Regions from separate parts of the Homo sapiens genome. Here all the other regions are linked to region 2. Evidence: chromatin contacts called from ENCODE Hi-C or POLR2A ChIA-PET data. All regions are on one chromosome and are shown on one strand. Each heading gives the region's core, a stretch centred on a gene start or an enhancer-like site at or near the end of the contact. The rest is flanking DNA. Distances are from core to core; before and after follow the strand shown. Region 1 has its middle 20 kb from the start of LMX1A. Region 2 holds the start of RXRG (retinoid X receptor gamma). Region 3 holds the start of LMX1A (LIM homeobox transcription factor 1 alpha).

Region 1 (3,252 bases), core at 361-2,860, 69 kb before region 2:
GACAGCAGGTTTCATGTTCGGTCTTTTAAGGCTGATTCCCTGGGCTGAAATCATCTGACAGACTTCCTAAACTGCTTTTAGAGTCGTCATGGGTAACTTCCACTAGCCCTCTGGGAGGAGAATTAAAAACATATTTAAAAAATTCTCACAAGTTAATCACCTTCCAAAATGAAGTCACCCAAATCGATCTCAAGATAAGCTTGACAACAATTAGAGCTTGTTTCCTTTCGAGTCAATTGCACTAGCAAAAATCTCACCTTTATAGTACTTAACGAAATTGATGGGACCCTGCAGCCATCCTGTGTGTTTTGGGGAAAGAAGCAAGGAAAGCCAACCATTGAGGTAAAAGACCCTCTTGACCCATCCACCTAAAACCATTCTGGGCTGCTCTGTCTATGGGGTAGACATTCTTTATTCCTTTACTTTCCTAATAAACTTGCTTTCACACAAAAATAAGTAAATAAATAAAATGAAACCACTCTGACTTCCACACTGCCGCCCAACCTCCACTGTTAATTACTGGCCACGCCCACCGGGCCTTTCAGTAATCAATGGTCTCTGGTACTTTTTGTGGCCCCAGTGGTGCTGACCAATGCACTGGGTGCAAGATTGCTTAGTGCCAGCAACCTTGGCCAAGGAAAGCAGAAATTTCAGGTCTGTGCCATGGGTGCTTCCAGGTAGACACAGTTGTGGTGGGAGCACAGGACAATTCCTCTAAGTAAGACCTAACCTGGTGTTTTCCGATCATTCCAAAGTGGCATCGAGGGAAGCCCTTAAAGAAAGTGGTCGTGGTGTCCTTGAAACGTGGCTCTGCCTGTAGCCCCTTGCCTTATATCCCCAATTACTTGGTATTATATCCTCATTTTTCATCTGTCCTGTATGTCTATAATGAGCTAAATTTTATAAGTCTATTTTAGGCAAGGATTTCTAATTTTGGAGGCTTTTTAAAAATCGTGTTGTGTATGTCATTGCTTCTTAAAACATAAAACGTTTTCTTTTTGTAAGCTCATAATACTGCACAAATAATTGGTGGAAAACACCATCATAAAACATTTTACGACATGAGCATACAAGACCATTGTCAGGGTGAGGCAGCACAGAATTACAAGAAGAAGATCGCCAGTTAGATTCCTTATATTTACCTTAAAGGCCGTGCTTGAGCATACTAACAATTAATAACATTAAATACAACTACTGAATAAATGAGTGTTTCCGCATTTGAGTTGGACAACAGACCAGTAAGTGGGGTGGGGCCTGTCTCTCACCTTTCACGGCCCAAGACCCTGAGCCTGGCTAACTCGCTGCTCTGCCCGAACCGCAGGCTGCCTGGGCCGGGGACGCGCGGAGGGGCCCCCCGCAGAGGGCGGGCTCAGCCGGGCAGAGCTCTCGGGGGCGCCCCGCGCCCAGCCCCGCCGGCTCCTGCTCTCCCCGAGCACGCGGCGTTAGCTAATCTTCTCAGGGACTGCCGAGGCCCTTTCTCCGCCAAACCGCAGGGAGGGAACAGCCCGAGAAGGGAGGGGGCTGGGAAGGGTTTGTTGTTGCTTTTTCTGAATTAAAAGAAAACAGGGACTAGAGCAAGGAAGAGAGCGAAGTTCAAGGGAGAATCTGGCAAGTCACCTTGGGCAGCCCCTGGACCGCCGCCAGAGCTCTCTTGGAGAGGGTGAGGACGCCGAGCGTGTGATGAGCGCCTAGTGAGTATTCACTGTGCATGATAGATGACTGGCCTGGAATCCTTCCACACCACAAATTTGTTCCTCTGTACACCCAGGCAACCAAAAAGCCAAAAGAAATGGGGGATTGGGGAGGGGACTGTCTAACTTCAGTTTCTCCCGGCTGCTGGCACCCGCGGCCTCAGAAGCTCTTAGCCCCGCCCCCCATTGTCTTTGACTCTGCTCCCTCCTTGGCCTCCCTTGGCCCCCGCCTGGTCCTGGAAGCAGAGCTGCGAGTTTCCCTTTTCTCTCGCTGTGCGCACTCGCAGCCCCGGTCCAAGCCCAGCCTCTCCAGGCAGGGATTAGTGCAAGCGTCCGTTGGCCGGAACGAGCGAGGACAGCCTCTCCACCTCCCTGCCTCCCTACCTCCCTGCCTTCAGCACCCTCCCCTCTGCGGCTCCCCGACCCAGCCATCCACAGCACAGCTGCCAGAATCGCCTTTCCGTTCCACGGTTTTGATCATGTAACATCCCCACTTGGAAGACCAGAGTGAGTCCCAGCGGCCTCATATGTCAGATCTCAGTTTCTAACTATGAGCATCAAGGCCCTCCCCGAAGGCCCCCCATCTTGCCTGCCCTGTCTCACCGGCCTTCTATCCAAAATCTTCCAGTGCAAAACTTCTGGTCAGATTATGCAGAACTTTATAGCCTCTCCCTCCCCTACCCCACCACTTCGTCATTCCGCAAGTATTTATTGAGCATCTACAAGGTTCCAGGCACTGAACTATGGGCTGCAAATACAAAAACGAACAAAAGAAATTATCCTGCCCTTAACGACTTTACAGTCAAGTGAGGAGAACAGAAACAAGGAAATTTTCTGGCTCCAGTTTGTCACTAAAACAACATAGTTCACATCTAAATCTGAGCACAGCTATGTAAAATACACTAATAAGCAGATCGTGCACAGATAAAAGACTGAAATGAAATGTACCAAAATAGCTATAGGATAACTGTTTTCTTCCTTCCTTTTTTTTTATTATACTTTCAGTTTTAGGGTACATGTGCACAACGTGCAGGTTAGTTACATATGTATACATGTGCCATGTTGGTGTGCTGCACCCAGCAACTGGTCATTTAACATTAGCTATATCTCCAAATGCTATCCCTCCTCCCTCCCCCCACCCCACAACAGGCCCTGGTGTGTGATGTTCCCCTTCCTATGTCCATGTGTTCTCATTGTTCAATTCCCACCTATGAGTGAGAACATGTGGTGTTTGGTTTTCTGTCCTTGGGATAGTTTGCTGAGAATGATGGTTTCCAGCTTCATCCATGTCCCTACAAAGGACATGAACTCATCATTTTTTATGGCTGCATAGTATTCCATGGTGTATATGTGCCACATTTTCTTAATCCAGTCTATCGTTGTTGGACATTTGGGTTGGTTCCAAGTCTTTGCTATTGTGAATAGTGCTGCAATAAACATACGTGTGCATGTGTCTTTATAGCAGCATGATTTATAATCCTTTGGGTATATATGAAGTAATGGGATTGCTAGGTCAAATGGTATTTCTAGTTCTAGATCCTTGAGGAATCACCACACTGAC
Region 2 (3,200 bases), core at 256-2,755:
TGTGTCTCATTCATATTTGTATTCCCAGTGCCCAACACCATGCCTGCCTCATAAAAACTACCCTGAATGAATGTGCAAACTCCCAGGTCTAACACCTCCTGGTGACAGAGATCACTTCTACCTTGCAGTGTGTCACCATGCCTCCCAGGGGGTTCTGCCCAGCCAAGTTAGGCAAGCTTTAGTCCCAAGCCTTCAGATGAATTGGTCCACGGAGGAAGTCTGGAGAGCAGGGACTTTTCAATTTTCAAAACCTTATAAGAATTTCTGCTGTCTTGCCTGCCAGAATCTTTCTTTGGCTCCCAGCAACATAAGCTGCATGCCTCCAACTGACAAGCGACAGGCCAGTTGGTCAGCTGTTGCTTCCATTTACTCAGAGCTGGGCGGCTGTACTGTTTCTGTCACTAAATCAAGGGATCCTTGGGACGGATGTGCTTGGGCGTTAAGGCAGCCTGAGGACCTAGTCTCCGGAAGCTTCTGTGAAGTGTGACTGGGCTGCCCTGCCTGGCACGGTGACTTGAATCTTCAGTTTGCCAATTCTCTAAGAGCCCCAACCCCCCATCCCCAGATCTCTACCCCCAGAGTGGAAGTGATTGCAGCAACTCTTGCAGTAGAATTGGGGGCAGCAGCAGGGGAGGAGAGAAGAGGCTATTAGCAAATCAAAGGAAAGAAAACAGGGGAAGGAAAACACAGTAGCAAATTAAAGCACTATGTTTTCTTTTTAAAAATCCAATTAAAGGGAAATCTGCTTTTGAGTAAAACAATCATGCCCTTGTTACAAAGTATCCCAGGAACCCTCAAGATAGGCAAAACCTTTTTAATCACATTTTTTCTCATTACAAGTTGGCTAATAGGAACATCATAGTAATTCCCCGTTAACTCTTCCACTTTTCACACCCGCACAAACACACTGGGTTATAACAATGCTCTTATTCTATCTTTGTCTCAGACACATTCTCAAGCATGTTGGTTTACTCTCTCCTTAGAATATCCCCGTATCCTCATTCTGATATGCAAACGTATCCTCACCTACAGACCATTCTTTCCTCCTCTCCTCTCTCATGCACGCGTGCACACACACGCTGAAACGCTATATACACACTATATATGCATATAAACATATATGTTCTCCTTTTAATTCAATACTAATCCAGTCATTCGTATTTCCCAATTTCTTCTCAGTCTCTCATACAGGTCCACGCAGTGAAGCCCAAGGGAGATACTTACCTCCATAGCCTGCGGGAAACTTCATGAAGTGAGAATAATTTCCATACATGTTTACTCGTCAGTTCATGTTCCTCTCCTGTGCAGCTTCTAAATATTACCGCCTCTCTCGGCTCCCAGGCACAGCCCGGCTTTCTTCAACTTGGGCTAACAAGAGTGGTCATCGCTTCCTAGCAGCCCGGGGAGCACAGGCTGGGCCAGCCCTCTGGGATTAGTCAGGAATCTGCCTCTAGATCGGAGAGTCCACATAGTGCGTTTGAGACGGCTGTGGCGGCAGCAGCTGGTGCCTGTCAGTAATCACGCATAATGCTGCCGCCGCCGCCGCCGCCGCCGTCACCGCTACTCTTGCCACCGCCGTCGCTGCTGCTTGAGATCCTGTTGCTAGTTTGATTAACTCAGGGTTGGGCTGCTGCGTGCGACTCTTCCAGCTCCCGGCGCGTCCCCAGAGGTCCCTACCGGGTGGCACGATCTATTATCTAGGAAGCCAATCGATGTATGACCGCCCGGTGTAGGTCAGGAGAGAGGCGGGAGACGGCAGGGGATGGAAGACTCTTTAGGTGCCTGTTCCTTGACTTACATCCACAAAAATCAATGGGATTTTATTAAAATGCATTTTCTCATTCGAACTTCTATCTGTCCAATGTACTTGGTATTTGATCTGTGAAAGGAGGAGGGGGTGGGGTTCAAGAGAGAACAGGGCCCTTTCAGAAGCACAAGATTAGAAAAGCGTGATACTCAATCTCCAGCTACGGAAAACTAAAATAGAGTAGCCCTTAAGTTGAGGTGGGCCTCTCCTGCTTGGGTGGCCGGAAGCATTTATCTGTGCTCTAACAATGGGAGTTTGACAAGTGCAGCTGGAGCCAGAGCTCACTCAGGTGGAAAACTTACAGGTAGGGAGGAGGGGTTGGCTTGATGTGGAGGTCTTTCTCTGCATTTATTTTATATACCATTGTTATCCTGCCGCCTGTTCAAAAACACCACTGGGTCCTCACTAACACAGAGCCTGTCTTGTGTGGAACTGACCCGAGATCAAAGAATCTAAGCACCCCGTTGATGTTTGGGTCTGTCATACAGTTTTCGTGACAAGTCACCGCTCAGCCTATACTTGAACACCTCCAATAATGGGGAGCTCACCACTTTCTCATTCCATTTCTAGATAGTTTTCACCACAAGAAAGTTTCTTATAGAGATAAAATCTGCTCCTTTTCCCTACAGCTTCTGCCCACAGGTGCTAGACTGCTCCCAGGGGCCACACAAGAGAAGCCTGAAAGACAAAAAAGTCTTTCACAGTGGGATCCTCTGCAAATCCTGAGATTGATCTGCTGTGCCCATAATCCCCCTTTCCCTAGGCATCTCTGGCTCTTTCAGTAATTCTATGTATCACCAAGGGTTCATGTCTATTCCCAACCTATCCTTTTTCTAATAATGTACTTCAGTTTACATAGATACCCTCACAGTGAGGAAGGGGGTTGGCCAGACTTGGATGCAATACTCCAGATATGGTCCAAACCTTTTCCTCATGGTATATGTGTTGGCACGGTGATGGGGTGCTGTCAACATACCCATTGAAGGTCCGTTTCATGGGCTGAGCTCTGTTGGGCTGGAAAAAAGATAAGAGATTTTCTCCTGATGCAGCATAAGACATAGAGAGCCAGAGAGGTAAGTCAAATCAGGGTCCCAGAGTAAAAAATCAAGATTCAAATGCTAGGAGAAGCCAAAACAAAAACGTAGAATAAAAGACCAGAGTCAGGAACAAAGTCATGATGACAAAGGAGGAGGCCAAAATGGGGAATCAAAGCAAAAGCATGTCACAAAGGAGGAAGAAATATCCAGGCCTTCACTGTAAAGAGCTTTGGAGAGCCCAGAGCTGCCTTGACTGTTGCTGGGATGAGAGTCCAGTGGACATAAGTAATATAGAATACAGGAGGACCATTTGCTCACTTGCATTAGGTGGGCAGCTCTGCATGTTAATTCATGTA
Region 3 (3,530 bases), core at 632-3,131, 88 kb before region 2:
TCTGCAAGACCCGTGTGTGGACACTCTTCCGGGGTCCTTGACTCGCTGCTCCTCCTCTGTCGCTGCAAAGGAGTTGTGAGGGGGGACCCACAGGACCCGACATCCAGCTCCAGTTAATTAACGCGGAGCCTAGGGCCCAGCCGCGCGGTCTAATCCCCGCGCTGCGTTGCCTACTGGCCCAGAAAAGTCTCTCTCGGCCTTGCCCATGGCTGAAATTGGGGCTGGAGTTGGTGGGGGAGAGAAGCCTCCTCGAACTTGGGCGCTCCAGGCCTCGGGTCTCGGATGCTATTGCCTCTAGGCCGCGAGAAGAGGGCGGCATTTATGAGACGTCGATCAGCTCCGAGATTAAAAATCCAGCCCTGGGTATTTTTAATCACTTGCCACTCAGACGCCTACGAACAAGCTCGCCCGCCCCTCGCGGCTTTGGGGAATTCGGTGCCCAGTGCGTGAGGCCTGGGGCGGCTTGTTGGATTTATTTGGGTAGGGACGACCCACAAGCACTGACGGACAGATAGTGATGGGGCTCAATTTAGTGTATGAAGAGGGGCGCTAGCTTCCCTATCGCGGACCAGGTCCCAGAGAGCGGGGCTCCAGAGCTCAGCGCCAAGCGGAAAGAGAGTGCGCCCAGGACGCACGGCCTGAACACTCACCCAGCAGCGAGGAGAAGGAGGCCGAGGTGTCGATCGCGCTTTGGAAGTTCTCCTCCATCTTTAGGCCGTCCAGCATGTTCGGGCCGGGCCGGGAGGACCTGTAGAGGAGAAGAAACGATGCGTCTGACGTCCGTGCCCGCTGGGACTCGGCGCCAGCAGCCACCGCACTCCTGGGAAAGAACTGAGGGAGTGTCCAGGGCGACCAGAATCAGCCAGGAGGATAGGGTCCAGCCAAGAGAATGTAGGGTGGGAGGAGAGATCAGTCACAGCGAACTGCTCTGGCTGATCTGATTTCACTTGAAGTCAACACGTTATGTACTTAGGCCTCCGCCCCCCAACTGCGTTTCTCCTTCTCCTGCCCCCCTCACCCCCACCTACATCCCTTGCCCCAGGTTTTCCATCCCGAATCCGACTCCGCCCCAACCTATACGAAGGTGGGCCCTCGGGACGTCTCTGCAGGAACGCAGCTACTGGGGTATATTGGGTATATAAAGAGTGGGTACCCTCCCTCGAGCGACCGGGTCCAGGCACGCGGGACGATGGGGTTTGCAATCCCGCGTCCCAGCCGCCCCGTTGCGGCCCTCACCTGCCCCAGGTCGAGAAGGGGCACTGTAAGGGACCCGGAGGGCGTCCCGCCCGCTTCTGGACTCCTGGCGCTGCGCTCTGTTGGGGTGCGCGCAGGAGCCGGTGTGCGGGGCGCGCGGGGAGGTCCTCCCGCCAGTCGGCCAGTGCCGGGAATGTCTGCAGAAGCAAAAGAGTCGCCTCGGGGAGGAGCCCCGGCTGGCCCGGCTCACTCTTGGATGCATTTCAAGTCAACTTTCAGAAACACGCCCGCCCGAGCCACAGCCTAGGCACGGGCAGCCTTACTTACCTGGTAGGCGAGCTCTCTCCCAGTGACTGGAGCAGAGAGAAGTTGCGGAGCGCTGCTGGAAGCTTCTGCCCGGGAAGGCGTCGCCCCCGAGACTGCAGCCGGAGGAGCCGCCCTCGGCTTCGGAGCGCCGGGGAGGGAGCCGGAGCGAACGCCGGCCGCTGGCTCTGCTCCTCGGCGCGCCCAGGCTGGGCCGGGACGTGGTCGCGAGCTGCCGGCCTTCCCGGGACGTCCTACCAGCCCGCGTCGCTCCTCAGCGGGAGGAGAGGGCCAGTTGCTTCTCCAAGGCTAGGAGGGAAGGCAGAGGCCCAGGGTCCTGGGTGCGAGTCGGCCCTGCTTCGCCGGGGCGGATCCTGCAGCTTCTGACAGGGGCCGCGGCGCTGCGTGCGCGGCGGCGGAGAGGGGGTGGGGTGCGCTGGGCGGGGGGCTGGCAGCGCGTCCCGTGGCGGGGCCGTGGTGCTCCCTTTCCCAGCCTGGCTGCGCGGCCACCACACGGCCGCTGCCCTCTGAGCCCCTCCGCCTCTGGGAGCTCTCGGACACGCTAAGTTTCCTCCCCTCCACGTGTAACTGTTACCTCGGGGCGCTCTGGCCCGGTCGCCCCCCAGTGCCCCTCACCCCGACTGGGCCTTTGCGGAGATGTCGGCGCCTCCTGGACAGCGGTGCCGCCACGAGGATTCCCCCGCCGCTCTCCAACTGCTGCTATAAAAGCGCTGCAATCCTTACCCGGGCCCCGGGAAGCGCTGAGAAGCTGTTTAGCGCCAGTAGATGTGGGCCCAGCAGCTCCTAGCTCCTCAAACCCCTCATCACCCGAGGGCTCATGCCAGTTTCCAACTTCCTTTAAGGTCGAACCATATTCACTCATGGGGCGTACAGAGGCCATGGGACTCACGGCCTAAGAATCATGCTCTTGGGAGACACTAGGTGGGATCTGCCCCCCAGATGATGAACTTGCAATGACACTCAACAGGAAATCAGGTAAAGGGACATTGTTAGGGGAACAAAGTATCTGGGGAGAAATGTGAATTATCTGCACCTCCTAACTTTAATTTACAATAACAGACCTTTAGCCCCCTCCAGAGCAGGAATAAGGCCTTATCCGTCTGTATAGCCCAGGAGGTAAGCATGTTGTGTGACCCCAAGTGGATGCTCAATAAATAAATTACAATGCTGGCTAGCGTTTATCGTTTATTTTGTGCCAGCTTTGTTACACAGTCACCTCATTTAATCTTTACAACAACCCCCATGAAGTGGAGACAATTGTTGTCCCAATCTTACAGTTGAGGGAAATGGAAGGGAATTCATGGAATCCGAGTCCCATCATCTGAATACCATGGGAAGGTTCAGTTCAATTCAGTGTGATTCTCTGGGGCACCTTCAGTTCCTAAACTGAACTGAACTGAGATGAAATTGGCAGGCCGTTTGACATGGTGAACTCAGGCAGAGGAGATGCCACATAGCCAGGGTTTTTCTATTACCTCCTCCAAAGACAGAGCCACTTCTTTATTCCTAAAGAAAAAGTGCTGGCAGCAACTTGCTCTAATGTGCTTAGGAGCAGCGACCCCACTAAGCACTAAAAAAGCCATTCTAAGTGCTTTCTGCCAGCAGGCACAAGCCAAACACTGAATATGACTCCAGAAGAAAGAGGGGAAATGGCAAAGAGGCTAATACGTTATATTCGAATGCTGCTTTACAGGCATTTTCACATACATGATTTTGCTTGATCTTTACAGCAAACCTGTGAGGTAGGCAGAACAGTTTTATCTTTTGTTTCAGATGAATCTTTGGAGCTTAGCACGGCTGGGAGATTTCCCTGATGTTGCCCAGATGGCTAGTGGCATGTCTCCTAACACCTGACCTCTGTCCTTTCTGTCACCCCAGGTAGAGCAGGGTGTAAAAAAATACAAACTACAAGTATTATTAGGATAATATGTGAAATAGAAGTTAAGCAAGAAAAAAATGGAATAGGGCAGATACAACCATAAGGAATGTTTTTATGTAAATACCCGGCAGAA

Evidence for each region. A loop is a pair of places that touch in the nucleus more often than their neighbours do. ChIA-PET counts read pairs that join two places held with the same protein, here RNA polymerase II (POLR2A). Pooled maps may share reads with other maps.
Region 1: a loop to region 2 is called in a pooled map, with 2.3 times the contacts of the local background. The contact joins the enhancer-like site here to the promoter of RXRG in region 2. A Hi-C loop is called at or near these places in 1 of 168 maps with a recorded cell type or tissue (gastrocnemius medialis) and 2 of 50 pooled maps.
Region 3: a loop to region 2 is called in a pooled map, with 6 times the contacts of the local background. The contact joins the promoter of LMX1A here to the promoter of RXRG in region 2. A Hi-C loop is called at or near these places in 1 of 168 maps with a recorded cell type or tissue (gastrocnemius medialis) and 6 of 50 pooled maps. POLR2A ChIA-PET finds 5 or more read pairs at or near these places in 3 of 52 experiments (T-cell, activated CD4-positive, alpha-beta T cell and activated T-cell).

The regions. Positions count from the first base shown.
Region 1 is chr1:165,374,746-165,377,997 of GRCh38, forward strand. No RefSeq gene overlaps it. Among named protein-coding and RNA genes, the nearest start is that of LMX1A, 20 kb to the left of the region's middle. Within about 2 kb of position 1,611, at least 26 of the 41 ENCODE cell types and tissues checked have a DNase peak (open chromatin) inside an H3K27ac peak, as active enhancers do; they include gastrocnemius medialis, where a contact is called at or near this core.
Region 2 is chr1:165,443,621-165,446,820 of GRCh38, forward strand. RXRG (retinoid X receptor gamma) reads right to left here and starts at 1,506. Exons shown (of 10, transcript NM_006917.5): 1 at 1,225-1,506. The coding sequence starts at 1,273.
Region 3 is chr1:165,354,834-165,358,363 of GRCh38, forward strand. It overlaps LMX1A (LIM homeobox transcription factor 1 alpha), which reads right to left and starts at 1,882. Exons shown (of 9, transcript NM_177398.4): 1 at 1,522-1,882; 2 at 651-748. The coding sequence starts at 726.